Linked DNA regions of Homo sapiens: region 1 is linked to region 2. The links are chromatin loops, found by intact Hi-C in ENCODE. Cell type or tissue: prostate gland. All regions are shown on one strand. Each heading gives the region's core, and the rest is flanking DNA. Links, peaks and the distances in the headings are about the cores only. Region 1 holds the start of LINC02005 (long intergenic non-protein coding RNA 2005). Region 2 holds the start of LOC101927296 (a long non-coding RNA gene).

Evidence for each region. Peaks named below come from ENCODE experiments on the same cell type or tissue, not always from the same donor. Only the 100,000 strongest peaks of a DNase experiment are listed, where the experiment ranks them.
Region 1: it touches region 2 in a loop (2.8-fold over the local background); 3 of 110 quality-filtered maps call a loop at or near these places.

Annotation. Positions count from the first base shown.
Region 1 is chr3:73,801,978-73,817,290 of GRCh38, forward strand. It overlaps LINC02005 (long intergenic non-protein coding RNA 2005), which reads left to right and starts at 7,267. Exons shown (of 4, transcript NR_146637.1): 1 at 7,267-7,379; 2 at 8,085-8,133. In prostate gland, for the core only: no CTCF peak of the experiment used is centred there; DNase peaks (open chromatin) are centred at 7,314 and 11,474; H3K27ac peaks cover 2,830 bases.
Region 2 is chr3:73,514,298-73,529,610 of GRCh38, forward strand. The region is part of intron 3 of PDZRN3 (PDZ domain containing ring finger 3); the gene reads right to left. LOC101927296 (a long non-coding RNA gene) reads left to right here and starts at 7,025. Exons shown (of 2, transcript NR_121660.1): 1 at 7,025-7,346. In prostate gland, for the core only: a CTCF peak has its summit at 6,545; DNase peaks (open chromatin) are centred at 6,854 and 7,843; H3K4me3 peaks cover 1,949 bases; H3K27ac peaks cover 7,514 bases.

The DNA of each region.
Region 1 (15,313 bases), core at 4,267-12,266, 290 kb after region 2:
AATTAATGTAGTACAAGTTTTAAATGCCATTTAGTTTTCTCTTTCTAGCTTTAAAGTTTTTGTTATGACTCGTTCATCCTATGAGCCTGGACCTGTTTCCTGACATAATTGAATTCTGCACTTTATTGTTTGTTTCAAATTAAGACCTCTTTGCTACATATAAAGATTTCATGTTAGGGTTGCCCTTTATGATAAATTTTATTCCCACTGAATGATTGTTTAATAAAAATTTCAGTCTCATTCCAACCACATCAAGGGGTTCCCAGGGACCAGTTTCATATACTCAGGATCCTGATAAATGGAGTGGGAATCCTCTTTATTAAAGACAGGCTGTAAAAGGTGCTATTGATGAAAGTATTAACAGCATATGCTATCAAAATGGGACAAAAATCAGAGTCCACTTGGAATAGAACTTTGCTTCATTTATTTGATGCTCACTTGGGTGATTTCATGCTCTTGGCCCCACAAATATTACAATTGCTCCCTCTGAAGGCCTATCTGGATGTATTTTTAAAGGTTATTGACTGAAGCTGAGAACGTGACCACAGAATATTTATTCTAAAGACTTTCTGTGGAAACCACTCATCATCTGCACTGAGAGGGAGGCAGTTTGGATGTGAGTTTGGAAAGATTGTTTTTAAAAGCAGCGATACATTTGGTGGTTTGAATTACAAAGCTGAAGGAGGCCAAGGATAACTAAACATCATGATAAAACCTGTAGACCCATCTTTTTATGTGGAACACAGGCAACCATAACATCAGAGCCATGGATTCTTCTAGTAGAAGACATGCTAAGAATCTCCAGCAGGAAGAAAAATATCCCATTCCTCTTGATACACTGACATTGATAAAATGACATTTTCAGATGGACGAAAACTTTGGCTTTATATAGCCCAGATTTCTTAGCGTTGATTTCATGGATCTATTGTGGGGAGGGGTAGTCAGGGGTTGAGGTTTATAGCTTCATTGGAAACCATAAAATATGTAAATAAGATTGCATGCTGGTGTGTATATGAAATTTTATTGTGCAGATGTACCCGAGAAAGACAAAGAACGATCAGTTTTCTCCCATGGACTCATTTTACAGACGGAAGTACTAAGGACCAGGCTGACATCTCCAATGTCCCACAGCAAGTAACTGACAGGACTGGCTCTAAATCTTTCAATTATGGCTGATAAATGGGAGCCTGCTTGTGAACTTGAGGCAGAGGGTCAGGGGCTATAAATTGAAAACCCTGAAGTGAAATTAACCTGCAGTTCAGTTTTGTTTTATTTGTACAATTTTTTATCCATTGGGAAAAGTCACACAAATATCCAAATTCTTCTGAAAAATTGCAAGATTTAGCAACAGGGAGCCCACATTTCCTTGGCATGTGCTCACCAGTTTGACCCAGTCCCTTCCCCTTTCTATTATCATGTGCTCAGCTGCTTTCCTTAGTTACCTGCCCTACCCGATCCCTGTAGCACTTGAGTTTATGATTCTGGGTGTAGAGAATTCTAATACCTGCTGGGTCTCTTGGGGGGTTTAAAAAGCTCCTTTGGGTCTGGTTCTGTGTCAGTCAGGGTAGACTAGTTTTGTTTGTAGTTTATATTAAAAATACCCTTGATATTGTCTGGCTTTGTGTTTCCACCCAAATCTCATCTTGAATTGTGATCCCCACGTGCCAAGGGAGGGAACCGTAATCCCCACGTCGTTGGAGGGAGTTGATTAGATCATGGGGGCAGTTTCCGCCATGCTGTTCTCCTGATAATGAGTTCTCATGAGATCTGATAATTTTATAAGGCAATTTTCCCTGCTCTTGCTGGCTCTTCTCTCTCCTGCTGCCATGTGAAGAAGGTCCTTGCTTCCCCTTCACCTTCCGCCATGACTGGTAGTTTCCTGAGGCCTCCCCAGCCATGTGGAACTCTGAGTCAATTAAACCTCTTTTCTTTATAAATTACCCAGTCTGAGGTGTTTCTTTATAGCAGTGTGAGAACAGACCGATACAACCCCCAAATCACAATGGCTTAAAATAACAGACATTTAATTCTTGCTCATGAAACATGCCATCAGGATTGCTATGATAGTCATTTAGGGATCCAGACTGATGGAGCAGCTGCCATCTCAAATGCTGCTGGTAAGAGCTCTGGATGGTGTCAAATTGACAATTAAATGCTTCAGCCCAAAAGTGACACATGTTGCATGTGCTCATAGCTCATTGGTCACTACCAGTCACATGGCCTCATCCAACCTTAAGGGCTTGGAGGTGTGATCCTATTGTGTGTGCAGAAGGCGGAGGCTGAGGAATACTTAGTGAGAACTACTGATTCCTTTTGCGAGCCTTGTGGAAACTGAGTGGTGGAACGTAATTCCTGCACGTGTGAGATTGCCTTGGGTCACCTGTGAACACCTTATCTACAATAATAAAGCACTCTGTGTGTGAGGAACATGGAGCGAAGTCTGTGTGAAGTTCAAGATGTTCTGTGGAGATAGAAGCCTGCCATCTGGCCTGGATTCGCATCCCAGATTTCTCACTGTGTGGTACTGGGAAAATGCTCTGTATATTTGAGTATCAGTTTTCTCATCTATAACTTAGAGTACTAATATCATCTGTCATTGTTAGCATAGCAGCCTAAACTGACTAAGTACTATAAGCTATAGATGACAGAAACCTCTCACAGCTGTGGAGGTTGGAAGCCTGTGATCAGAGTGCCAGCATGATTGAGTTCTAGTGAGGGCCCTCTTCCGGGTTACAGACTGCCAACTTCTCATTGTATTCCTCTATTTCAGAAAGAGGGTCAAAAAGCTCCCTGGGGTCTCTCTTACAAGGGAACTAATCTCAGTCATGAAGGCCCCACCCTCGTGACCTCATTATCTCCCAAAGGCTCCATCTCCTAATACCATCTCGTGGAGACTAGAGTCTCAACATATGAATTTGGAGGAGACACAGACATTCAGTAAATTACACCATCTTCTGAGTTTTTAGAGATAATTACATTAAATGAATTCAGAGAGTAGGTATAAAGCCCAATATTGTATCTCTAGCAGTGGTAGTTGCTATTTTTGAGGGTGCTACATTGTAGTGGCTATAAAATGGGTTTACATGTAGCTATAAGACTTTGGGAAAGTCATCAAACTTCTCTGTGCCTTAACTTACTGATCTTAAAAATGAACAGTCACTATGCCTGTGCCTTAAAATCATTATGATGATTCAATGAGGTTTTGTATGAAAAGCACCCCACAAAAATCAAGCACTTGATAAATATGGCATACTAGTATTTTAAAAATATGATGTGGATTAGTATGCAGATACACAAATTCTTTCATTTCTTTTAAAAAAATTTAAAAAATACCACTAACAATTCTAGCCCAAAGAAGTCTAAAAAGCTCTCTGGGGTCCCTTTTATAAAGATACTAATCCCATTGATCTCATTAGTCTCATCAACTCTGCTAACCAATATTACTATAATTTTATTGGAGCCTGTTTCTGTCTTAAAATGTTTTTACTTTATAACCTTCTTAGGTATAAGACTCTGTTGTCGGGACTACAGGCCTTCTGGGTGTTTTCTGATGAGGACAAACTCTATTCTGAGAATTGGGCAGCTCTGCTGGTCTTTGACCCACGTGGTACATTTGTGCAGCAGTCAGAAATTTATAACACAATTCAGGGAGCTGCTGCCAGTACTCATCAGTGCCAAGCTGCTTAGGCAAAAACGTGGGGAACATTTTGTCTTATCTACTCAACTCCTTCCCTAAGAACCCAATGAACAAATTGACCCTAGGGAATCAAGCAATCAAGCAGACTACTATTGCCACAGATCCTCTTGTGAGTATCCCAGACAAGCATAAGAGAAATAGAAGGTATTAGAGGCCAAAAGAAAAAAAAAATCAAGAAATACAGAAAAGGGTGGTTGTCTGTACCTGATACTTGAATCTCAGTTCTCCAAATATCAAAGTCTTTAAGAAAGACACCAAAGGGCAAGCAAGCACACTTTTTGGAAGACTACCAAGAGCTTTATTATTTTAATTCTCCTGACGCTACTCTGCGAGATAGTTTTATTTTTTCCCCCCGCCCCCCCTTTTTTTTATTTTTGAGACGGAGTCTCACTTGTTGCCTAGGTTGGAGTGCAGTGGTGTGATCTCGGCTCACTGCAACCTCTGCCTCCCGGGTTCAAGCGATTCTCCTGCCTCAGCCTCCCAAGTAGCTGGGACTACAGGTGTGTGCCACCATGCCTGGCTGATTTTTTGTATTTTTAGGAGAGACAGGGTTTCATCATGTTAGCCAGGCTGGTCTCGAACTCCTGACCTCAAGTGATCTGCCCGCCTCGGCATCCCAAAGTGCTGGGATTACAGGTGTGAGCCACCACACCTGGCCACTTGTTCCCCTTTTATAGATGGGGAAAGTGAGGCCCAGAGAGGTCAAGCAATTGTCTAAGGTCGCATGGGACACATGGTGAATCTTAAATTTAAACCAGAGCTAACTAGCTCTTTCCACTATACCATGTTGACATGGTTTGGCTGTGTTCCCATTGAAATTTCAACTTGAAATGTATCTCCCAGAATTTTCATGTGTTGTGGCAGGGACCTAGGAGGAGGTAATTGAATCATGGGGGCTGCCTTTCCTGTGCTATTCTTGTAATAGTGAATACGTCTCACGAGATCCGATGGGTTTATCAGGAGTTTCTGCCTTTGCTTCTTCCTCATTCTCTCTTGCTGCCACCATATAAGAAGTGTCTTTCACCTCTCGCCATGATTCTGAGGCCTCCCCAGCCATGCGGAACTGTAAGTCCAATTAAACTTCTTTTTCTTCCCAGTCTTGGGTATGTTTTTATTAGCAGCATGAAAATGAACTAGTACAGTAAATTGGTACCAGTAGAGTGGGGCATTGCTGAAAAGATACCCGAAAATGTAGAAGTGACTTCAGAACTGGGTAACAGGCAGAGGCTGGAACAGTTTGGAGGGCTCAGGAGAAGACAGGAAAATGTGGGAAAGTTTGGAGCTTCCTAGAGACTTGTTGAATGGCTTTACCCAAAATGCTGATAGTGGTATGGACAATAAGGTCCAGGCTGAGGTGACCTCAGATGGAGATGAGGAACTTATTGGGAACTGGAGTAAAGGTGACTCTTCTTATGTTTCAGCAAAGAGACTGGAGACATTTTGCTCCTGCCCTAGGGATTTGTGGAACTTTGAACTTGAGAAAGATGATTTAGGGTATCTGGCAGAAGAAATTTCTAAACAGCAAAGCATTCAAGAGGTAACTTGGGTTCTTTTAAAGGCATTCAGTTTTATAAGGGAAGCAGAGCATAAAAGTTTGAAAAATTTGCAGCCTGACTATATGATAGAAAAGAAAAACCCATTTTTTTCTGGGGAGAAATTCAAGCCAATTGCAGAAATGTGCATAAGTAGCCTGGAGCCTAATGTTAATCCCCAAGACCATGGGGAAAATGTCTCCAGGACACATCAGAGACCTTCATGGCAGCAGCTCCCATCACAGGTCCAGAGGCCCAGGAGGAAAAACTGGCTTCGTGGGCTGGGCCCAGGGCCCAGTGCTGTGTGTAGCCTAGGGAGTTGGTGCCCTGTGTCTCAGTTCCTCCAGCCATGGCTGAAAGGGGCCAATGTACAGCTCGGGCTGTGGCTTCAGAGGGTGGAAACCCCAAGCCTTGGCAGCTTCCATATGGTGTTGAGCCTGTGGGTGCACAGAAGTCAAGAATTGAGGTTTAGGAACCTCCACCTAGATTTCAGAAGATGTATGGAAATGCCTGGATGCCCAGGCCAAAGTTTTCTGTAGGGGCAGGGCCCTCATGGAGAACCTCTGCTAGGGCAGTGTGGAAGGGAAATGTGGGGTTGGAGCCCCCACACAGAGTCTCTACTGGGGCACTGCCTAGTGGAGCTGTGAGAAGAGGGCCACCGTCCTCCAGACACCAGAATGGTAGATCCACTAACAGCTTGCAATGTGCGCCTGGAAAAGCCTCAGACGCTCAAGGCCAGACTGTGAAAGCAGCTGGTAGGGAGGCTGTATCCTGCGAAGCCACAGGGGCAGAGCTGCTCAAGAATATGGGAACCCACCTCTTGCATCAGCATGTCCTGGATGTGAGACCTGGAGTCAAAGATCATTTTGGAGCTTTAAAATTTGGCCACCTCACTGGATTTTGGACTTGCATGGGCCCTGTAACCCCTGTTTTGGCAATTTTCTCCCATTTGGAATGGTTATATTTACCCAATACTTGTACCCCCATTATATCTAGGAAGTAAGTAGCTTGCTTTTGATTTTACAGGCTCATAGGCAGAAGAGACTTGCATTGTCTCAGATGAGACTTTGGACTGCGGACTTTTGGGTTAATGCTGAAATGAGTTAAGACTTTGGGGGACTGTTGGGAAGGCATGATTGGTTTTGAAATGTGAGGACATGAGATTTGGAGGGGCCGGGGCAGAGTGATATGGTTTGGCTGTGTCCCCATTCAAATCTCAACTTGAATTGTATCTCCCAGAATTCTCACATGTTGTGGGAGGGACCCAGGGGGACGTAAGTGAATCATGAGGGCCAGTCTTTCCTATGCTATTCTCATGATAGTGAATAAGTCTCACGAGATCTGATGGGTTTATCAGGAGTTTCCACTTTTGCTTCTTCCTCATTCTCTCTTGGTGCCACCATGTAAGAAGTGCCTTTCACTTCCTGCCATGATTCTGAAGTCCCCCCAGCCATGTGGAACTGTAAGTCCAATTAAACCTCTTTTTCTTCCCAGTTTCAGGTATATCTTTATCAGCAACATGAAAATGGACTAATACACGTGTAATTTCTCCTGGCAGGGGAAATGTTAGCTCCAAAAATGTCAGCTTTAGAGTCCCCTCAAAATGTGGCCTAGAGAGGTTAATACATTTCTCAGAGAGATAAAATAATCAGCTGAAGATTTCAGGGCTGGTAAGTTGGCGTACTAGCTCAAAAGCCCACATTCTCTTCCTGGTTCCTGGTTCCATACAGCTGTTCAAATCAGGTTGGGCTGGGTGCATACAGTGGCTCCTTAGACTCCTTCAGGTTTCCCCAATCACTGGGAATTTTAGGGACTCATTCAGGAATTTCCCCAACGTGCTTTAGAGCAAAAAGATAAACGCCAAGCCTAGCCAGTTTCTGCCGGCTTTGGAATAAAGAGCTGTGGTGAAAGGCTGCATTCTAATCTCCCACATGGGGGCTGTGCCATACTGTTCCTACGCACCGAGTGGATTTGCATTTTGAACGAATCTGCTGGCCAAAGATCACTTTAATTTTTCATCTGCCTTTTGCGGGCAACTTTCCACTCTCCTGTGCTGACTGAAACGAAGTATGACACCAGTCTTGCCCAGGCAAGCTGCTTCTTGTGAATAGGAAGTGAACAACCCTGGATTCCAGGCCAGGGGGAGAGAGGTGAGAGGTGAGGTCAGCACATCTGGTTTCTGCCCTCAGACTTCTTTACAGATGAGGGAAAGGTGCGTGCTTTAAAAGGACAGTTAAGCGGGCCCCAACAGAGCCCAAGAGATCTCGGCTGTCCCCTACCTGGGGGATGTCAGGCTTCTTCAGCATCAAGCTGGAAGAGGCTCCCAGGACTGGTGTGGAAGGACAGAGCAGTTTTCCCATGTGATGGGGAACTTGTTTCAGAGGTGTCAAGAGATCCACACTAAACCTGGTGCTGTAAACTCTAGCTGGTTCTCAACTGAAGTTTTTGGGGGATGGGGAAGAAGGGTGATTTCTAGGATAGAGGAAATATGCTGTTGGTTGAATATAGGATTGTACTTCTCTGGATATGTCTTGGAAAATTTCCTTAGGTTTTGGAAGCCTCAGAACCCTCCAGAGTTTCAATTTCAGAGGCTAAGACTTAGAGGGTCCCAACAAGAAATATAAACAGTACGGTCTGCTGGTGATAAAAACAATGGCGGTAGTGAGGAGAGGAGGATATTGAGGGAAATGTTTCTTCTTGGCTCATGATAGTTCCTTTCTGTGAAAGGGTGCAATTGACAGAAACAGTGGGGGCTTCACCTGTGGCATCACTGTCTCTACCCTAGCAAGGAGGAGGGACTTATCTGGTTGGAAAATTTCAGAAGAAAAACTAGCTCCTCCTTTTTGTCCTCTCAGATATGAACTCATCAGCAGAAATGTGAGTTCTTCCCAGCTTCTCCGTGCTGTAAGTCTTATGTGGCACCACTGCCTGGGTTGGTTGTGTTAACCTACCTGCCAGAGGGTGGCGGGTGGGAGTATCTGAAGCCATTGAATCCTGCAAATACAAACCACAGCTTCCATCCTAGTCTTTATCTGTCATACAGGTTAGAGTTGCACTTTCCAATCTGCAACTCTTATGTCTTGTTTCTCTGTGAAGAATGCGGGTGTGGATGGGCATATTTATTGTGTCCCTGTGATAATTTTATGTGTCAACTTGGTGAGGGTATGGCACCTAGTTGTTTCATCAAATGCCAGTCTACATGTTGCTATGAAAATATTTTAGATGTGATTAACATTTAAATCAGTTGACTTTAAGTAGAGCATATTTGTGTCCACAATGTGGGTGGGCCTCATTCAATCAGTTGAAAGCTTTCAGAGCAAAGACTGAGATTTCCCAAGAAAGCAGCAATTCTGACTCAAGACTGCAACATACAAACCCTGCCCGAGTTGCCAGCCTACAGACTCAAGACTGCAACACCAACACAACTGAATTTCCAGCCTGCTAGCTTGCCCTACGGATGTAGACTGGTTAGCCCCCACAGTTGCATAAACTAATTCCTTGAACTAAGTCTCTCTCTCATATATGTCTCCTAATGGTTCTGTTTCTCAGAAGAACTCTGGCTTATACAGTCCCTCATGATCCCAGCACATAATGACTAATAACCGTGGCTGATATCATTGAGTCCTCATTTACTCCTCACAATTACTTACAAGGTAGGCAATAGCATTCCTTCCATTTTAAAGATGGGGGAACTTAGATGTGAAACAGTTAAGTAACTTGCTCAATGCTGTGAAACAAGTGGAGATGCAGCATTTGAATTCAAATTTTCCTGAAACCATAACTGATGTGTTTAACTATTATACCACACAGCCTCCAAACCAGAAAAGGAAGTCCTACTCAAAGTTATGATATAGTGCATAGTTAAGTGCATAGAAAGTCTTTGTCTGTTAGTCTTATGCTGAGTGTCTATATTTTGAGTGCCTCTCTGTTTCAGTGCTGGATGAAATAATTACATGTTAAAGCTGATAGTAATAACCCAATGGTTACTTCTCTGGCCAGCCTCATTGGTGCTTCAGCGCTTAGCTTGGGATGTGATCTATGGTTCTGAGTGTCCTTTTTGTATTTGTTACTCTAATATTTAGCATAATCAACAACTCCCAATGATGGCTATAGGGAGCACACATACAGCAAGGATAGTGGCATGAAGAAATAAAAGAATCATCACTGATAAAATTCACCTTTGAGGATTTATTCATACATTAATCTATCTCTTCATGCATTTATCTGATAGTCAACCAGAAAGGTTTATTGAGAAGTTATTCTGTGCATGTATTTTTATTTCATTCATTCATTTAATCAGAAATGAAATTCTTATTACATACTCTGCCTTGCTAGGTGGATTCTCCCAAATTCACCCTCATTTTCACACCCTGCCTTCAACTTCTCTCCCGCCTACCTCTTGGAAATGTACCTAACTTGTTTCTATTCCTTCAGAGCCCTGCTCTATATTTTCCATGACGATATTTAATTTGATAAACTAATACAGAGAAATGGATTAATGGAACTGAATGGCATAACGGTTAACACATACTCACTGTAAGTGAGATTTCCTAAAAGCACATCATCTTGATGCAGAAGCAATAACTTTTATGATGGATGCTTTAGGCAATATATTATGGGTAGTTTTGGTCTGATGAGGCTTCCCGGTGACATGTTGAGGGTAGCACTACCATTTTGTGAGAAGCCAGCAATGTGTCCTCTTGCATGACATTTTACTTGTTCATAGGATGGTTTTGCCATAAAATAAAAAGAACCAAATAAGCATTTGCATTAAGCAACTATTTATGTAAGATAAGGACAATGATCGAAAGAGGCCAACAGACTTCAAAGTGTCTCCTCTCTGGTTTCATAAAAATATTACTTTACTCGTGTGACAGAGACTGAAGCTGCCTAATCAATAGCCATATTCCTGAACCAACATTTTGGTTAGGATGTAATTCCCACCAATATTTTGGCTAGGATGTCTAGCTAAAATACTACATTTTCCACTCTCCATGTATATAGCTAGTAGGGTGTTTCTTTTAGGAAGGTTCTACAAATAATGCTGACTCAGCTAAGAGGTGTTTGCCTTTTGTTTTTCCCTCTTGTTCCTGCCCGGAAAGCAGACATAAAGGCTGTAGCTTCAGCAGCCATTTTGGAACATGAAGCAACGTTAAGAATTGAAGACACATAATAGTATTGTAGAGTGTAAAGATAGGGAGAGTTTGGGTCCTTGGTGAGTAGGGAATTATTCCCTCCATATTGGACTATCTATGTCCAGAATTCTTTGATGTAAAGAAGATATACATTTCTGCCTCATTTCAACTACTTCAATTTTTATTTCCATGTATGTGTTCTATGCACCTGAATCTAATGGCAATTAACACATCCCCCAAGTTTATCATTAAAATCTATGAACTATATTATTCCAGTGATAATGTTTCATTAATGGAGCCAGTCTGGTATCTTGAGTTTATTCACAGCTAACTGTTCTGCCTGGTTCGTGTGAATGGAAAAGAAGTTTCTGTACATTTTGAGTCACGGCTCCACGTCTCTTCTTTTGAACATGTATCCTTCATTTTCTTTGTTGTCTTATTATTGCTACTCATGGACTGTTCAACGTACTTTTTTAAAATTATTATTATACTTTAAGTTTTAGGGTACATGTGCACAATGTGCAGGTTAGTTACATATGTATACATGTGCCATGCTGGTGTGCTGCACCCACTAACTCGTCATTTAGCATTAGGTATATCTCCTAATGCTATCCCTCCCCCCTCCCCCCACCCCACAATGTACTTTTAAAGAAGTTACCGTCCAGATAATGTAACTTTCACTTTAAGTGAAAAGCTGCTCACTCATTCTCTTCCTTCCTCTTCCTCCCCCTGTCTCCCCAGCTCCCAAATTTGAGTAAAATTATGCCCAGTGTAATTTATTGTGATTTTCCCCCTTCTTCTAAACAATATCTGTGTTAGAGAATTGAACACCTGTAAAACATTTGTTATTCTCACTTGTCCTAATCAGGAATTCAATAAAAAGGCATTCTGAAATCTTGGAAATACTGAGGTTTTTCTGAACTTAAACTGATCTGTTAAACCAGTTAGTTGAGCAAGGCCGGAAGAGCCCTCAGGAAAAATCATGAAAACGAAATTAAATCGAACACAAAAAGCAATTTGCCAGCGGTGAATTTAATTCACAATTTGCCTCCTCTGGAGAAGAGTATTCAGCCTTGGCCACATGCCAATGAGAGCTCCATGCGATAATCTATAGGATTGCACAGTTCCTCTTAGGACAGTAATGAAAGGAAAAATAACATTTGTTCTGCCAAAGTATGTGGACTTGCTGACATTTGCTGAAATACAGATATCATCTGAGTGAACAGGATGTTTTCCTGAAGGTGCTTTGGAGAGCCAGTAGTTTACACATCTTTTCCACACATACATAAGGCAGCTTGAATTTCTGGTAATTGTGAGGGCTTGACCCTTGCAACTATTTCCAATATACCCCTGGTGGCTTTTGGACTTTGTCAAGATCATCTGATGATATACACAACCTGGTGAGAAACTTGCCTTTGTGATTTTCAGTAATGTTTGTCTATTTCTCCCGACTCCTCGTTGGAATGATGATTTAAGGGAGATAGAATCTGGAATTACTGGTGGGGAGGGGAGTTAGCAGACTTTAAATCAAGTGTACCTGTCATTTAAATTGCTTGATTCTAGATTGAACAAAGGAAACATGCTGGGAAAGTCTGGGGGAAAATATGCTACATTTTATATTCTCTGATGGAGCAAATGGGGGGAGATTTTAAAAGGATGGAGATTAACACCTATTCACATTGGATACTTTCATGGCAGAAGGCTCCAGGGATGGATTTGTAGAAGGCGAAATACATGAAACTTGACAGCTAATGGCAAGTCTGAATAGTCTTGCCTAGATGATATGCTGTATTTCAGGTATTTCTGGGCATTTCATTGTTGGGAGAGTCAGATCTAAAGTAGGCTTTGAGGGATGAAAAGGAGATGGTTTCCAGCTAAGAATACAGTAGACGTTGAATATAATTAAGGTGAAACAGAGATGAGTGGTACTAAACATATGATAAAAGCATCTCAGGATGAAATATGATGAATCACTCAGAAGCAGAGAATATGAGCAGAGATGGACAAATTATTCAGTAACACAGTCAATAAGGACTTGGCCAACAGGCATCAAAATATTAGAGGGTCAAAAAATAATCTTAAGGAATTAGAATATGTGTTTTGGTAATATCTATTCCATATATTTTAGGGATAGATACATGGGTGTGTATGTATTCCATTACGCATGTGGGAAATTATGACTGACAATACAACTGCAGGAGTTTTCATGTAAAGATAGATTAGATTTGATAGCTTCAAATTCATTTTTAATAATTGTTTTATTCATTAATAAATAGAAGGACCCAATTTAGACTCCTTATTTTTAGTATTACAGGGAAAACAGTAGCCCTCTCTAATATGGCAACAAGTGTTTAAAGATCGTGTATAGCTGGGGGTGGGGTCAGTTGTAGGGAAAGAAATGATAAGTAATTGAAAATATTGTGCTAGAAAGGGCCTTTGATATTACAATGATGTAAAGTCTGAAGAGTTAAACTGGAATGTAGCAGTCACACAGCCAAGTCTGAGTGGGTAGTTTGGTTAGTGCAGTTGCCATTGAATCCAATCTAATAGTCATCAAATGAAGTCCAATTCAGATTGATGAATACAAGTATGATGCTTACTGTGTACCACGTACTGTGCTAGTTGTTGTGAAGTCAAAACTGAATGTTAGAGCACCTGTTTCTAAGAAACTTAGAGTCCACTGAAGGCACAGGGAAGACATGGAAGATGTTATAAATAGTAAACTGTGGAAAGTGACAGGGCAGAATGTATGTAAGGAGACATATACATTTGTAGAACATGTACGAGGTACAGAAATAACATCATAAGAGAACAGTAACATTGTCTTGTGAGTATGACTTTTCTTAGGTTGAGGGAGTGAAGAAAATGGGAAATTTTAGGAAAGAATTTCCACCTGAGCTTTTTAAACATGAAAAGGAGCAAGTCAGAGACATTCAAGGATGGTGATATGGTTTGGCTGTGTCCCTACCCAAATCTCATGTTGAATTGTAGCTCCAATAATTCCCACATGTCATGGGAGGGACCCAGTGGCAGGTAATTGAATAATGGAGGCGGGTCTTTCCTGTGCTGTTCTTATGATTGTGAATAAGTCTCATGGGATCTGATGGTTTTATAAAGAGGAGTTCCCCCTGCACAAGCTCTCTTGCTTGCTGCCATGTAAGATGTGCCTATGTTCCTCCTTTGCCCTCCACCATGATCGTGAGGGTTCCCCAGCCATGCGGAACTGTGAGTCCATTAAATCTCTTTTCTTTATAAATTACCCAGTCTCAGGTATGTCTTTATTAGCAATGTGAGAATGGACTAACACAGATGGACAGCAGGAAAATAACTGGAGAATACTGATTTAAACATTTGCTTTCTTCAAGGAATGAAAATAGAGCCAGATCATCCATTCATTTCTCTTCCAGATCCAGTATTAAGAATCTAGAATTTCATGGCTCTGATGCCAATTTTGGTTTTGCATATTCATCTTGTTCATTTCGCCATTTTTGATAGAATTGAACTGAAAAATGCATCCGATGCTAAAAGTTTGAAAGAACTTTTGAGATAATCTTTGACTTCCTTATATCATTTATTCATTTACTTTGAAAAATATTATTGAGAATCTACTCTGTTCCGGGCTGTTGGGCACTATTTTAGACACTTAGAATACATCAAGAAAGAAACTGATGTCCTTGCTCTCTTGGAGCTTATGCTTTAAGAGGGAGAGACAGACAATAACTGAAACACATCAGAAATATGTGAATATTACAGTTTGTCAAAAGGCAATAAATGCCAAGGGAAAAAAATTGAGCATGCTATATGTGGGTGGATATATGTCCCAGCTTGCCCAAGGCAGGCTTAGTTTATTTCTGTGGTGCCAGCATAACTATTAGCAGCATCCCCTTTAGCTCTAAAACACATCCTGGTTTACTTTAGATGCTATATAAATTCATAACTGCAGTTAATGGGAATCAGGTGTGTATGTGTGCACATTCCGGGCCCCATACAATAATTGAACATGCTGATCCAGCTAAGTCTCACTGAGGAGGGACTTGAGCAAAGACTTGAAGAAAGTGAGAGAGTGAGCCACACAGGTATCTCAGTGAAGATTGCTCCAGTCGGAGAAGCAGAGGAACAATTAGGGCAAGGTTCTAAAGTTTTAAGGAATGCGGGGCTGGGGGTGTGTAGTTGGGGGTTCATGCAGCTAGAGTGAATTAATGAGGGGCAAGCTGTAGGAGATGAGGTCAGGGAAGGTAGGGGTAGGGAGCAGAGAGTGTAGAACCTTAGGTCATCAGAAGGGAGTTGAGTTTTTCTCCGAGTCTGATGGGAAGGCATTGGGGGTTTCTATATGGCAAGTACATAATCTGACTTTGTTTTAAAAGTATCACTTTGTGGAGTCTATTCTTTGTGAAGTATACACTTTAAGGTGTAAAAGTCAAGGCAGATTTTATAAGTAGGAGGCCCCACAGTACACTAAGCAAGAGATGCTCATGGCTTGGAACAGGGTGGTGGCACTGGAAGAGGTGAGAAGCAGTCAGATTCTGGACATGTTACCAGCCAACAGAATTTCCTGCTGGACAGGATATGAGGGGATGAGCTCCTCATATCTTGCAGCAGTAACAAAAGATTCATTCCAGGACTAGTTCAACAAACAATTTGGTGTTTTGTTTTAACTGAGCACTTCAAAAAGCAGCACTTCTCTCACCTTGCTTCAAAGCCATGCCTCCTGTATTAGTCTGTTTTCATGCCGCTGATAAAGACATACCCAAGACTCGGCAATTTACAAAAGAAAGAAGTTCATTGGATTTACATTTCCACTTGGCGAAGGTGAAAGGCACATCTCACGTGGCGACAGACAAGAGAGCTTATGCAGGGCAACTCCCATTTTTAAAACCATCAGGTCTTGTGAGACTCATTCACTATCATGAGATCAGCACAGGAAAGACCTGCCCCCATAATTTAACTAC
Region 2 (15,313 bases), core at 3,190-11,189:
TAAGGCAGGTCTGAGGCAGATGGATGAATTACGCAAATGGACTATAATGTGTAATCTGTGCATGTGTGTAACAATAAAATACAGTTCTATCAAGATTTTGGTTGAGAAAAGTTAATGATAAAAGGGCTGGGCTGGAAGACTGGGTCGAGGAAGGAGAGTGATACTTAGGGTTTACTCACATCTTATCTAGGCAACTTTTCTGGTCTTGATTTGGGCTTTAAGGGCCATGAATACACAAATATACTTAAATTCCTACATTTCCAGTATATATGATGTAAGAAATTTCAACCAATTGGTCTGAATCTTCTATATTTTGCACTTCTCATCAGGCACCTAGCCAACGGTTGAGGGCTGATCTTCTGACTTGGCTTTCCTGGTTGACCAGTGCTGGTTCTATAACCCAATTAACTATCAGAATTCCAAGCAATGAACTAAGCTTGCTGGTTTCATCCTGGCAGAAATGAACACAATCTTGAGCTAAAATTGTACAGTTGTAGTCCAACAATAATGGCAGATACAAAGGCTATGTTCCCGGTACAAAGACAAGCATTTCACCTGCATAATCTCATTTAGCACTTAACAATTCTGTACCGGAGATATTATCTATAAACCCATTTTACAGACGAGTAAACAAACTCAGCTAGATTACAAAGTGAGAAAGCGATGGAAGCCACATCTAAATCTAGCATACCTGATTGTAAAACAAAATCCCCCTATACTGTTTTCTAACATGAATAACCACTCCACCCCAGTACTTTACCCCTACAGATTCATTGGTGGTATAGAAACAAAGGACTCCAAGGACACAAAAGCCTAGGTGTCCTTTTCTGACTAGGTAATTGGGTGAGAGCCTCCTTTTCCACCAACAATCAGCCCTTTTTTTTTTTTTTTTTTTTTTGAGATGGAGTCTTGCTCTCACCCAGGCTGGAATGCAGTGGCGCGATCTCGGCTCACTGCAAGCTCCGCCTCCCAGGTTTACACCATTCTCCTGCCTCAGCCTCCGAAGTAGCTGGGACTACAGGCACCCGCTACCATGCCCAGCTAATTTTTTTGTATTTTTAATAGAGATGGGGTTTCACCATGTTAGCCAGGATGGTCTCGATCTCCTGACCTCGTGATCTGCCTGCCTCGGCCTCCCAAAGTGCTGGGATTACAGGCGTGAGCCACCACGCCCGGCCCAATCAGCCCTTCTTAAACACCTAGAAATAAATGTGCTTCTCTCCCAACTCCAAAAAGTTCCTATAAGGAAATGACCTCATCCACCCGTTACAGAATCTCTATTTCAAATTTAACTCCACCCAATATTTTTTAAAGATCGATTTCCACAGAAAAGCAGAGCCCAGGATATATCTAGATCATACTCTGGAAATCAGCTCTCAGCTCCATTTTTTCCTTTCCAAAAGCATAGCTCTGGACAATTATATTGCAGAGAGGAAATCAAGACTTAAAGCTAAATTTAGTTATCTATAACTGTTAGAACCATTTTCACATGGATTTCAATCAAATTTTAATTTAAGTAAATAATGCATGGGTGAAAAGTCCTTTTAAAAAGTACAAAATAAAAGCAGGACAAACCAGGCCTATGCACATACCTAAAACAACAGTCCCCAAAGTTTAACTACTGCTCATTTTTAATGTATCCTTTCAGATAAAAGCATATACCAGTATAGAGATCTCATTTTAAGAAATAACTTCTATAAATGCTTGCCACAAAGTTTGTAGATCTGTCTAACTGAGCGTTTGGAGCTCTACTTCATTCTTTTTAATAGGGCTTCCTGCCGTATAGATGTATTGTTATTTAACATTTATCTTGTTTCTAATTTGGGAGGAAGGGATATATTGTTGTGGTGGGTTTCCATTGCATAATGTTACAAGTAGCATTCTTGTGTGCATGTATGTGTGCCTGTATACATACATATCTTGGCACACTCTTTTGTGATTACATCCACAGTATAGATTATGGAATTTATAAGCCAGACAGAATGAACATTTTAATTTTAATAGATATTGCCAAAAGCTGCACCAATGTAAACTCTCACCAACAGTTTATGAGTGCTTATGTCAACACACCCATCAATGTTGCCTATTATCCAACTGTTACATCTCTGCCAACATCATTTGGTTGTGTATTTTCTTAATTATGAATGAAGTTGAGTACCTTTTCACATGTCTATTGATTATATTCTTATCTTGCTTTTCTATTGGGTAGTGTGTCTTTTTCCTTGACATGTAGAAACACGTTAAGAAAGGAGAAAATTAGCCCTTCATCTCCTCTTGCTAGTTTGTTATGTTTTTTGCCATACATAAGTTTTAAATTTTTATATAGTCAAATGACCAATCTTTTTCTTTATGGTTTCTGGGTAGGCTGGATAAAAAATAGATTTAGATTCAGACCTATAAATAGGCATCCATGAAAAATGTAAAAACAACCCTGGCCAAAATTATCCTCAAGTTCTGACATTTAAAACAAACACTCCAGAAAACGTTTACACTTGTTACAGGACACGGAGTCCTGGACACCTGCCCAAACCTTCTACAGATCCATTTATGGTCTTGGTCTGGTGCTGGCTGTGCTCATGTGCCTATGGAATGGGCTATGAGGAGCCTTTCGGGTCAAAGCAAACACTACACACAATGGAAAATGAGGACAAGTTGCTGTGCTCGGTTATCACAGCCATGCTGAAGTTTTGGTGGCCCCTCCTCAATCCCAGTAACCCAAATTCCATCACGAAAGGGAGAATACAAAGTGCTTATTTCACTTCCCATCTGGGGCATGTTGAAACAGTCCAAACATCTGAAAGGAGGTGTGTGTGTGCGTTTACCCTATCACAGGTGGCCACATGTGGAAGGATAGAAAGGTGATACAGTGGAAAGATCCACATTTAAATTCTGGATCCTCCATTTCCTAGCCCTGTGACTTTGGCTAACTTAGTTAACCTGTATAATTTATATGTGTGACTAACTTTTGGCAAGTTATAATACAATTCAGAACAAATCACAGTTTCTTTTAAATTTATAATCCTAGTTTGCCAAGGATTTTCCAAACAGGTCTTCTTTCTATGTGAAAAAAGCTATGCTGGTCATGTTTCTATGTGAAAGAGCTCTCAACAAAACATTGCATAATTATCGAGAGCTCTTTGGCACCTAAAATTTACTTATAGAAGAACAGATACTAGGTAAACAAAAGCCCTCAAAGTTAACGTCACAGCGAGGCTTAGGCCCCAAAGGATGCTAAGAGATTCTTTAAAAGGCTGAATGAAATGTACACAAGAGAATATTCTCAAAATGGCAGGGAGGAAACTACAGGATATTTGTAGAATCTATAGCAATGGCAATCAAAATATTCAGTATGCCATATAATTGAATCCATATCTGTAATTTACACATCTGCTTTGAAAATGGCTTCACATTTCACAAGCAAGACGATGTAGAGTTTCTGTAATGTATAATACTTTGGTAATATGTTTTGTGCACCAAAATATTTTCCAGCATCAAAATTATAAATGGTTAAGACAAAAACAGCTGACCTCACATGCACGACTAAAATAAGTTTCTTTGATGTGGGATACCATACAGATAGGGCAATTATAACTGTTATGTCTTTCAGGTCAAAGCAAAGAATACACATAACTGGAGATGAAAAGAGTATGGCCATCCTCAAAAAATTAAAAATAGAATTACCATATGATTCAGCAACTCCACTTGTGGGTATATACCCAAAAGAATGGAAAGCAGGGTCTTGAAGAGATATTTGGATGCCCACATTCATAGTGGTGTTATTCACAATAGCCAAAAGGTAGAAGCAACCCAAGTGTTCATTTAGTGGATGAATGGATAAACAAAATGTGATATACAATGCCATATTATTTAGCCTTAAAAAGAAAGGAAATTCTGATACATGCTATGACATGGAAGAATGTTGAGGACCTTACACTAAGTGAAATTAGCCAGTCATAAAAAGACAAATCCTGTATGATACCACCTATGTGGTATCTAGAGTAGTCAAATTCAAGAGGCAGGAAGGAGAATGGTGGTTGCCATGGGCTGGGGGAAGGAAAAATAGGTAATTATCGTTTAACAGATACAGTTTTGGTTTGAGATGATAAAAAAGTTCAGGAGATGGATAATGGTAAAGGTTGTACAATAACATGAATGCACTTAATGCCACTGAATTGTACACTTAAAAATGGTTAAGGTGGTACATTTTATGTTATTTATATTTTACCACAATAATTTTTTTAAAACTTAAAAAAAAAGACTGAGGTATACCTACTTTCTCAGTTTGCTTGGGCTGCTATAACATAATACCATAGTCTGGGTGGCTTATAAACAACAGACATTTATTTTCATAGTTCCAGAGGCTGAGAACTCCAAGATCAAGGCACTGGAAGATTTAGTGTCTAGTGAGGGCCTGCTTCCCAGTTCATAGATGTTGCCTTCCGTCTTCACATGGTGGAAAGGACTATGCAATTCTCTGGGGCCTCCTTTATAATCACTAATCCCATTCATGAAGGCAGAGGTGTCATGGCCTAATCACCTCCCCCAATCCCCACGTCCTAACACCATCACCGTGAAGATGGGGTTTCAACCCATGAATGTTGTGGGAGCACAAATATCCAGCCCATAGCACCTATGTAGTGAGGTTCCCTGAGGAGACAAGTGACGTACTTAAGATGAATCAGGTCTAATTGCAAAGTGGGTGCAGAGGGCAGAATGTGCTTGGAAGAGGTGCAGTGAGTTCAGGAAACTTCCCTCCACAGCCACAGCCCTCATGAGACCACCTCGAAGGGAGAGACCCCAACCTCACTTATCTACTTCACTCTGATCTCCTCCCACTGGCCACACCCACCTGGAAGCCAGGGAGCACTGGCTGATGGAGTCCCTTGGGCAGAAAGTAGGGTGGGAAAGAGTGGCTGTGAAGAGCAAGGAGACTGAGCAAAATCTATACACGCCAGCGTAAAGAGGAGGCCAGAGCATACAGCTGAATGAAAAACAGCAAGCTGTGGAACAGGAGGTTCAGTATGATGTGATTCATGGTAAGAGGAGGGGGAAATGCCAGCACGAAGGCTATTTTCTACCAGCAAACTCAGAATAGAGTCTAAAAGCGATATATACCAAACTGACAAGAGTGTTAACTTCTGGGGCAAAGATGAGAGAAAGAAGGAACTTTAGACTAATCTGTACTGTTTCAAGTTCTTCCACAAGGAATGTGTTTATGGGCTTCATGGAGAGTTCAATATTAATTTAAAAAGAGTAAGTGGGATCATTAATTGTTTCTATAAAATGGAGATACCCCCAGCTTTTGCAAAATTGGGTTAGGCAGCCCATGTCCAGGCATGTCCTGGAAGCCCTAAGTGAGTAAAGAGTCGTAACAGAAAAAACATCAAGTTACGTCAAGCTATGGCTATGCCAGTGGTTCTCAAAGTGTGTTCCCCAGAACAGTAGCATCACATCACCCGGGAATGTGATAGGAGGGCAGATTTTTATACCTGACCCCAGAACTACTGACTCAGAAACCTTGGGATTATCTACCAGGGAGAGGGTCATATGTGATGTGGTGGGACAGGAGTCTAAGGCCAAGCACTGCTAGACCTTACTGGCCAGAGCTGCCATAGACAGCAGTACAGGCTGTACAATGCTCCTGCAGCTGTAGGAGGTGTTATTCACATAGACTATGATGAGAATGGCGTTCCTTGGGGGTGGCGCACTGCAAAACCTGCATCCCATCCATACCTGTCAGCCCTTAAAGCAGGGGGGAACACAGAAGAGTTTTAAGCAGGCAGATGACATCATCAGGTTTGCATATGGAAAGACACCCCTGGCACTCTGCTTAGAGAAGAAAGAGGTAACAGAGAGCTATATCAAACTGCTTTGTCTCCTATATATCTTTGGGGCTGCTAATTAGCTATATCAAGAGTAAACTAGGCCAGGTGTGGTGGCTCACACCTGTAATACCAGCACTTTTGGGAGGCTGAGGTGGGAGGGCTGTTTGATCCCAGAAGTTCAAGAGGAGCCTGGGCAACATGGTGAGGCCTTGTCTCTATTAAAAATGAAAAAATAGCTGGGTGTGGTGGCGTGTGCCTGTGGTCCCAGCAACTTTGGAGGCTGAGGCAGGAGGAACGCTTGAGCCCGGGAAGCTAAGGCTGCAGTGAGCCGAGATCCCACCACTGCATGTTCCCGCCCAGCCAACAGAGCAAGACCCTGTGACAACGACAACAACAACAACAAGAGTGAACTAAAGTAAAAGACTCTTTGAATAGAATCCAAGTTGTCTTTACAGCCCAACCCTGAATCAAGGCCTCCAGATACTTGGGTCTCAATTAGCAGAGGGGCGGGAAAAGGAAAAAGGAGGACAATGAAAGACTCCCAGGTCCTACATTACATGCGTGTCTGTACACACACAAGCACACACACACAGAAAAAAATGAAAGCAGGGGTAGGGGGAGCAGGGGCAAGCAGGTGTTGATAAGGAAGAGGTGAGCCCCTTGGGGAGGTAGTTTGAGGAAGAAACCTGAAGCTAGGGGGCAGGTCTCACTGGCAATACTGATTCAAAAGCCATCAGCACCCAGATGGTAATACAACTACAAGCAAGGATAACATCACTCAAGGTGCGTGTAAACACTGGAAAATCAGTGGGCTGAGGCCAGAGCCCCGGAGAACCTCTACATTTAAGAACAGGAGCTAGTGAAGGAATGTGTTGCACATGGCTTGGAAGCTAGGCAGCTGGAAAAGGCCAGCAGGAATACAACCAAAGACTCTTGGCATGGCAGAGCCCAGGATTTAATTCAAGTGAGACGTGTCAGCAAGAGAAAAAGGAGGAGACAGGCACGGGGAAGTGCTGCCAATGTATGTTTTCCCTCAGGAGCACTGGGTTGCCGGTGGACTCGTTAAACGGGTTGTTGTGCGTGCCACTCCGTCAGCACCCCTCCTCTGCTCAGCCTGCAGAAAGACTTCACGCTCTGGACATCTTTACTGGGGCCAGTGCACAGCCCTCCAATTCCCCATTAACTCTCATTCTGAGGAGCTGAGATCAGCTGAGGAAAGCTTTGCCAAGCTTCAGAGGATCAAAATGTGCATTTGGGAGGGGTAGGCGGGCAGATGGCGCCAGATTAAAAAGATGCTGGGCTCGCTCGCTGCTCTGAGGTCTCTGAATTGCCTCCAGCACAGCAGTGTGCAATCAGGAACTCCATCACACGACCTAAAAACTTGTTGAGTCTCTCCAAAAAGACTTAGCCTGCTACAAGATACTGAGGGGGATTGAGATGCACTTCCAGAGGGCCTGAGATTCTAGAAGCCCAGCATCCACCAGATGCCTGCTGAAGTCGATGGCTGCTGCACACTCTGCTGTAAGTCTAAAGCATTTTGCATACTGCGTTGTAATTATTCTTCTTATTATTATTATTTTACCTCTTCCACCCTGCAACGCCTCTCCAAGTAGACTACAAAACCTCCAGAAAAACATTTGTTTTGTCTCTGTATCTTTCCTGCCCAAATTGGGGCTGTCATGCAGTAGCAGGCCCTCAGAAATGTTTGTTAAATACCTGTTGTCATGGGGAAGGACGAGTTGTAGAAGCAGTGGTTGCATGCACCTCTCCCTCTCTGTTTTGTCAAAGTTCTAAGACTTCAGTGTAGTGAGCAGGGTTGACAAACTACAGCCTGTGAGCCAAATCTGGCCCATGGGCTGTTTCTGTAAGGCTTATAAGCTTTTCAGTGGTTGAAATAATAATATTTTATGACATGTGAAAATTATATGAAATTCAAATTTCACTGTCCATAAATCAAGTTTTATTGAAACACAGCCACACCCATTCACTTTCATCTTGTCGACGGCCGCTTTCATGCCACGTCAGTAGTGCTGAGTAGTTCCGACAGAGACAGCATAACCCACAAAGTCTAAAATATTGACTCTCTGGCCCTTTAAAGAAGTATGCTGGCCCCTGATCGACAGTAACACTAAATGTGGAGATACACATGAGATAGACATCCAGATATGATCTTCCTCACAAGTGGAATTCTTTTTAATTTAACTTTTAGACTTTCCAGTTACTGACATAAAAATGAAAGACATTTTAACTTACCTTGGGGCCATAAGCATCAAAACATGCTAGTGCTATAAAGTGAGCAGGCTGTGTGCTCCTCAGAAGGGTCTGCATTTATCGCCATGCTATGACAATGTCTAACAAGTTACTTACATTCTAGGCCTTAGTCTCCTTGGCAGTAAAAGGGGCACAATGGTAAGACCTCAGAAATTTGATGTGAGAATCAAATACAGTGAGTTTTTACCTCTGAACCTGGTATCTGACCTCTTGGAAGCACCTGATAAATGGAACTGCAATAATTTTCCTCTTTGTTTTTGGAGGAATATTTCACTTTACAGAAGATTTGCTCTTGGCCTCCCAAAGTGCTGGGATTATAGGCATAAGCCACCATGCCTGGCCAAAACGAAGAGATATTTGAAAGAGAGAAACAATTCTCATTATTTAGAGATGACATAATTTGTTCTTCAATAGTTGTACCTAATATGAATTACTTGTATCAGTCTGCAGTTTTTATATTTTATGACAAAATTGGAATTACTACTCTAGGACATAATTGCTAACTATGAATTCACTCAAACCTCAATGATGTGTGTCTAAATGAAAAGTTATGATAGCACAGGATGTTCTAGCCAATGAAATATGACAAGAAAAACACAATAAAAGGAAGAGTTTTTTTTGTTTGTTTGTTTGTTTGTTTGTTTTTTGAGAAGAAGTCTCGCTCTGTCGCCCAGGCTGGAGTGCAGTGGCACAGTCTTGGCTCACTGCAACCTCCACCTCCCTGGTTGAAGTGATCCTCCTGCCTCGGCCTCCTGAGTAGCTGCTCAGGACTACAGGCATGCATCACCATGCCCAGCTAATTTTTGTACTTTTGGTAGAGACGGGATTTCACTATGTTGGCCAGACTGGTCTAAAATTCCTGACCTCAGGTGATCCACTCACCTTGGGCTCCCAAAGTGCTGGGATTATAGGCATAAGCCACCATACGGGGCCAAAAGGAAGAGATATTTGAAAGAGAGAAACAATTCTCATTATTTAGAGATTACATAATGGACTACCTTAAGAAACTTTAGAACAAATTATAATACCATTTATTTAAATAGTCACAAATTGCAATAGCTATATATATATATGTACACATTAATATATGTACATACATACAAATACACACATTTATGCATATAAAATATCAAACAACAAAAGCACTGTATAGGGATTCTTTGCAGGAAGAAAAAAACCCAAAGTTTTACTGAGGGTCATAAGGAATACTATGAAAAAATATTTACTACAGCACTTCAAATAAGTGAAAAATATGATCACAAAAACAGAACAGTTGGTTAAAGGTCCGAAGAAAAATATGGTGGCACAACTACAGGGATGGAATGGCTTCATAAGACAAGCATCAACCTCAGTGTTACACAGCAGGAGAGCACACAGCCCTCCCATTGCTCAGATGTCCTTGGCCACTGCTTTCTGGAAGCTGCACTCATTTAGGAATGAACAGATGCAACTGGCAGAAAGGAGGCAGAAGGCTTTTCAAAAAGCAGCAGGAAATGAACAAGTAGAGAACGCATTCACTGAGACCCTGGCAAAGGATCCAAAGCATTCTGTAAAAGGAGTTCAGAGCCTGGGAGTCAATTTATTGGATTTGCAAAAATCAGTAATGGATAGTTTCAGTGAAATGAAATATTTCTTACAAGTAGATATCACAGGGCATGCTTACACTTCCCCGGGACCTCTCCTTTCACAAGGCACTATATTCAGGGTATTTGGGAAACATTTGGACTAACAGGCTGACTTTTACTATTTAATATAGAATCCTGCAAAAAAGAAGGCATGGCAAGATACCATCATCCTTTTTAATAGTCAAGGCTGTAAACATATCAAAGAATTTTGGAGACCAGAAGACAATCTAGCTGCAAACTTAAAGTTGAGGCTTAATTTATGTAAAGCAAGAAAATACAAAACTCCTTTCTCTTAAAGATAGTCAAAGTAAGTCTTTAAAAAAGCTTAAAAACCACAGTGATGCATATTACCACCAGCTATCAAGGCAATCACAGGGAGATTTCAAGTTCCCTCTGAGTAACAAATTAGCCTCTCTGAACAGATCAAGTTCGGAAAAAACAGTGAACTCTGAAAGCACAGGCTTTGACTGCTGTGGGCCACTTATCACAGGCTGCCTGTACTGCAAGTGGCACGGTCAGGTGTGCCCTTGGAGATCAGAAAGCCTTTTTATTAAAAATGAAAGAGAATTTGGTTTTCTCTTGCTGCTTTGATGTGAGATCAACAATTTCTAATAAAAGAGATTTTTTTTTTCCTAGACGGGGCTACAGACCAGAAATCTATGTTTAAAAGGCTGTGTTTTCATTGGCAAGCTCCAGTTTAATTAATTTCGATTTATAAAGGAGTAGCAAAGGTTAGTGACATTGTTACCCAGGCATGCAAATTAAAAGTGAACATAATCCTAGTTTAAATTTTAGGAAAATATTCAGTGTGTCTCAGGAGGTGAAACATACCACAGAAGGGCAGGAGATCTATGATTTTCATATATATACGATCTTTCATCTTTCATATACATATGAAAATCACAGATCCGATTCATATATATGAAAATCATAGATCTGATTCATATATATGAAAATCACAGATATAAGAAATTATAAATTTATAATAAAATATATATGTATTTATATAAATAAAATTATATATATTATCTATATAATTTCTTTTTTAAATATTGCCTTCTATGCCAGAGTCAAAAGGTCTGGGTAGGTACTAGCAGAAAGGTTTTTCTTGAAATCTTTTCTGGTGGTTTCCATGATGTGGCCCTGTTAAAAGCAGAGCAAATAAATTAACATTCATTAATTTTATGCATAGCATGTTTCAGCATTTATAATAACTGCTTTTTTGAGGGCTTCCTTGCTCATAGTTATAATTTTGTTAAGTCATGTATCTATGTATACGTGTGTGTATATATATGCAGAGGAATGCCATGTTTTATGAACACATGTCAGTTTCTAAGGAATCAAGCCCCATAAAAGACCACTGAGGAAATATCTGGAGGCAGAACTTCAAAACTTCTCCTTCCTTCTGTTTTCCCACATTTGGGAGAAGGGAGAGGATTTGTGAAATGTGGCCACTTATAGGCATTCAAGCAAAGGCTGAATCCCTTTCATGTTCATAAATTTGAACATATGTAACAAAATAGAGAAGGCACTAAATCCGGAGAGAGAGCTGCAGAGTTCTTCTTCCAACTGATTGGGAATACGTTTTAAGCTCAAAGTATTCTTTACCAATAACCACATGCACTCATGATGAGCAGCTACTTTAGTTGAGCCCCTGGTATCCAGATTTTTCCCATGTCTAGGCTCACACATGGTGGTCCCCCTGCCAAGGCGAGGCATGCTGCTCCCTACTTGTTGCCTCCTGCATTTTCTGGGTCTCACCCCCTCAGCGAGGGCTTCCTGCATTCGCCAGTCTCACGTGGTTTTCCTTGCTTGTTTCTCTCATCTCACTCTGTCCCTTTCCTTCATGGCACTTAGCTGTGCATTGTCTTTATGTTTGCTTCGCTTCTGTCCTTTCCCCACTGGACTGTGAGCTTCCTGAGGGCAGGGACCCTCTGTGTCAGTAGATGGAGCCACACATTAGGATGTCATGGTGAAAACACAGGCTTTAGAGGTAGATTGTCGGCTCCCAATCTCAGCTCTGCTGTGCACGGACTACGTGATCTCGGCAAGTTACTGAACCTCTCTGGGCGGTAGTTTCTTCATCTTAAGTAGATGTAGGGTTAATATTACCTACCTCATGTTTTTTCTGTGCTTGAAATCAAAAGTGATGATGCAAGGAAAGCACTTAATACGCTCTCTGGTACATAATAAGCCCTTTGTAAAATGAGCACTATTATTATTCACCACTGTATATCTAATGCCATCCACAGCCTCAATACTAAAAGATGCTGAATAAGGAGTCATCAAATCAATTTACTTGTATATTCATAATTCAATCAGAGTATTCTCATACCAACCCATCAAGTATCCCCATACCCATTCCACAGATAAGGAACTAGAGAGCTGGAGACTTCTGTTTTCTAAGCCCCAGCCTTGCCAGCACCTCACCAGCATAAACTCAGAACATTATCTCCATTACATCTCTCCTGTCAGGTTTTCACATCAACTTTGCATCCAGGAGCAGTCAGAAACAAAGTACAATATATCTATGAAGAACAAATCTGTAGCCATGAAACAAAAGCTTATTCAATTATGAACTGAGGACATACAGACAGAGCAATGTGGAGAATGTGCATATTCTCTAGTCCTGTCCCATAAACTTTGTCTTAGTTGTTGTTGTTGTTGCTGTTGTTGTTATTGTTTTTTCCAGACAGTCTCAGTCTGTTGCGCAGGCTGGAGTGCAGTGGGGTGATCTCGACTCACTGCAACCTCCACTGCCTGGGCTCAAGCAAGTTTCCTGGCTCAGCCTCCCAAGTAGCTGGGACTATAGGCGTCTGCCACCATGCCCAGCTACTTTTTTTTTTTGAGTTGGAGTTTTGTTCTTGTCGCCCAGGGTGGAGTGCAATGGCATGATCTTGGCTCACTGCAACCTCCGCCTCCTGGGTTCAAGCGGCTCTCCTGCCTCAGCCTCCTGGGTAGCTGGGATTACAGGTGCTCATCACCACCCCCAGCTAATTTTTTTTATTTTTAGTAGGTGTTGCCATGCTGGCCAGGCTGGACTCAAACTCCTGACCTCAGTCCACCTGCCTTGGCCTCCCAAAGTGCTGGGATTACAGGCGTGAGTCACTGCACCTGGCTGAGTCTTAGTTTTTACCTTCTGTGAAATGGGGACAATATAACCTTCCTGATGCACAGTGGTAAGGATGAAAGGAGACAATATATGGAGAAGGCCTCATGCAGGGACTGGCATCAAGTAGGTGCTCAGTAAAAGGCAGCTTCCATTACTCACTTCCTATCCTCCGCATAGGATATGAACCAGTAAATGGTTTTTAAGGCCACAAGTTATACTTCATCCTAGATCTTATCAATTCAATATTGAAAATCCATTAGAAACGGATATCTTGCATTCATAGTAAAGGGCAGCTAGAATGCTGAGGTCCTCGAATGTGCAGTAGATATTAGGTTAGGCGATTCTTTCTAAAAGTTTCTAATTTCTCTTATGATAAAATATGAAGAATCAAAAATTCCATCTGTACTAGAATCTGACTGTCAGCCTCGCTATTTCCAATTCCTAAATCTAGGACATGAAAAAAAAAATCATACATTCTGAGCTGTTCTCAGAATTCTCAGGTCTATGAATAAAGTTGTTTCAGGGAAAGTGGCTGTCTTTCTTTGAGCTATTTAAAGTGGTCTAACTAATTACGAAAAGAATTTGCCCACTCCTAATAGTAGAAAGACTCATTTTCCAGAACTCTGGTTAATGTGGGCTCGGCATTGTTGAAAGAAGGACAAGAGGAATCCTAAATAATCACTTTTCATGTCATGTCCCAGACCACCCAGAAAGACCACTTGACCTAAAAACCAAAGGATGGAAATAAACCCCTATTTACTCGCATGAGGCAAAACACGAACTACAGAGAACTCTTATCCCACGATGAGCAGATGTTCATTGGCTCAACTCATGAGGTCTCTCTGTGCTGGCATAGCCAAAAGCCCACCGGCTTATGTCCACACACAATAAACCTGGACAAATCGCTCTTGCTGACACTCAGAAGTATGGAGGTCAAGGTCAAAAAGCAGTGGGCTCAGAGGTCAAGGGCTGCTCCCCCAGACTAAAGAGATTGAGGGCTGGATGGCTCCTTATTACTGACGTGGTTGCCTTGGATCTCTCCTCCTTAGACCTGCCTGGGATGCAGGTATTTTGAGCAGCTGGCTTTAAAAACCTTCCAACGCCCAGTCCTGCTTTAACTGGTGTGCCAGGAAGGCTGACTATCTGTTATAACCTTACCGAAGGCCAGGGGAAGCTTCCTAAGGAGTCTCGAGGCTACCAGTGTAGAGAAAAACATTTCAATGGGAAGAATGGCCAATGGAGGCAAGCAATCATCAATAAAGATTAGACAAATCACGCAATATACAGGGGAGCACTGTTAAAGTTAGAGTAATGTTACCAAAAGAAAACACGGCCCAGTTTTAGCCCAAGAGAGAGTCTTGGGGATAAACTGTCAAGAATAAACAACTGACTCAGAAAGAGAATGATCTTTTATATGCGATTACGAAGTAATAAGGATGATCTCAAATTCTGCTAATTTAAACACTAAATGCTATTCTTCACTCTATTTCCAGCTGGATTTCAATTATATTCACAGCCATGTTGTGAATATAATAGAGCCATGTTGTGAAGATCAAAAAAAGTAACAAAACGAACCATTTTTAAAGGATGGTGAAACAGCATGAACTAGATTGCGGGACTGGATATTGGTAAAGAATTTCTTGTTGTACACAATCTGGCATTGAGGTCTGTGCATCAATGCTTTTTGGAGTGGAGGAAGAAGGGGAATGGCAAGGTAAAGTGGACACATTTAGTCCTAAGAATCTTTTGTGGGAAACACACACACACACACACACACACACACACACGCACATGCACACACAGAGCAAACCTTCTAAACAAAAAAATCACTAACCCAAAGGTTAGTGGGGATAAAACTTGCTGATCACCCTGTTTTCCAAAATCACTCTGACAAGGTTAAAGTATACTTACAGATATTTCAGGGGTTTTTGTTTTGTGTCTCTGTGGCTAGGGCTGTGGAGCAAGGATTTGGAACCGGGGTCCATGTGGGCAAATAAAAAGTAAGCACCTCTGCTGGAAAAAATCTTACGGTCTGTCTTTCTACATAAAGGTTTTGTTGATTATCTTCTAAACACGGACTAAGAAATCTCAAGAGCTTGGTGGTCTAGCTTCTTGTTTAGTAGCTGTGGGGAAAGAGACCGTGCAAGTGTTTGGTGCCGGCACCCTTGCCACTGGCCATGTGCTTGTCCCAAGGCATTAAGACAAAACTGTACCAAGCCAGGGCAAACAAACACCTGCCTCTATCCAGGGCTGCAAACAGGTGACCTGAGGTTTCTCTGCTACATGTTCTTCACTGCCCACAGTCCCCACCCCTCCCCCTATGGCTCTGTACCCCTGCTACAGTGAGAACGTTTGCACTGCCACCTTTGGGACTCCTTCTGCCTCACTGCACTCTAGTATGGCTCAGATCATCCATTTCTAATTCAAGCCAGCAAGTACTGGCTTTCTATTATCCGCAAAGCACTTTGTTAAGCAAAAGG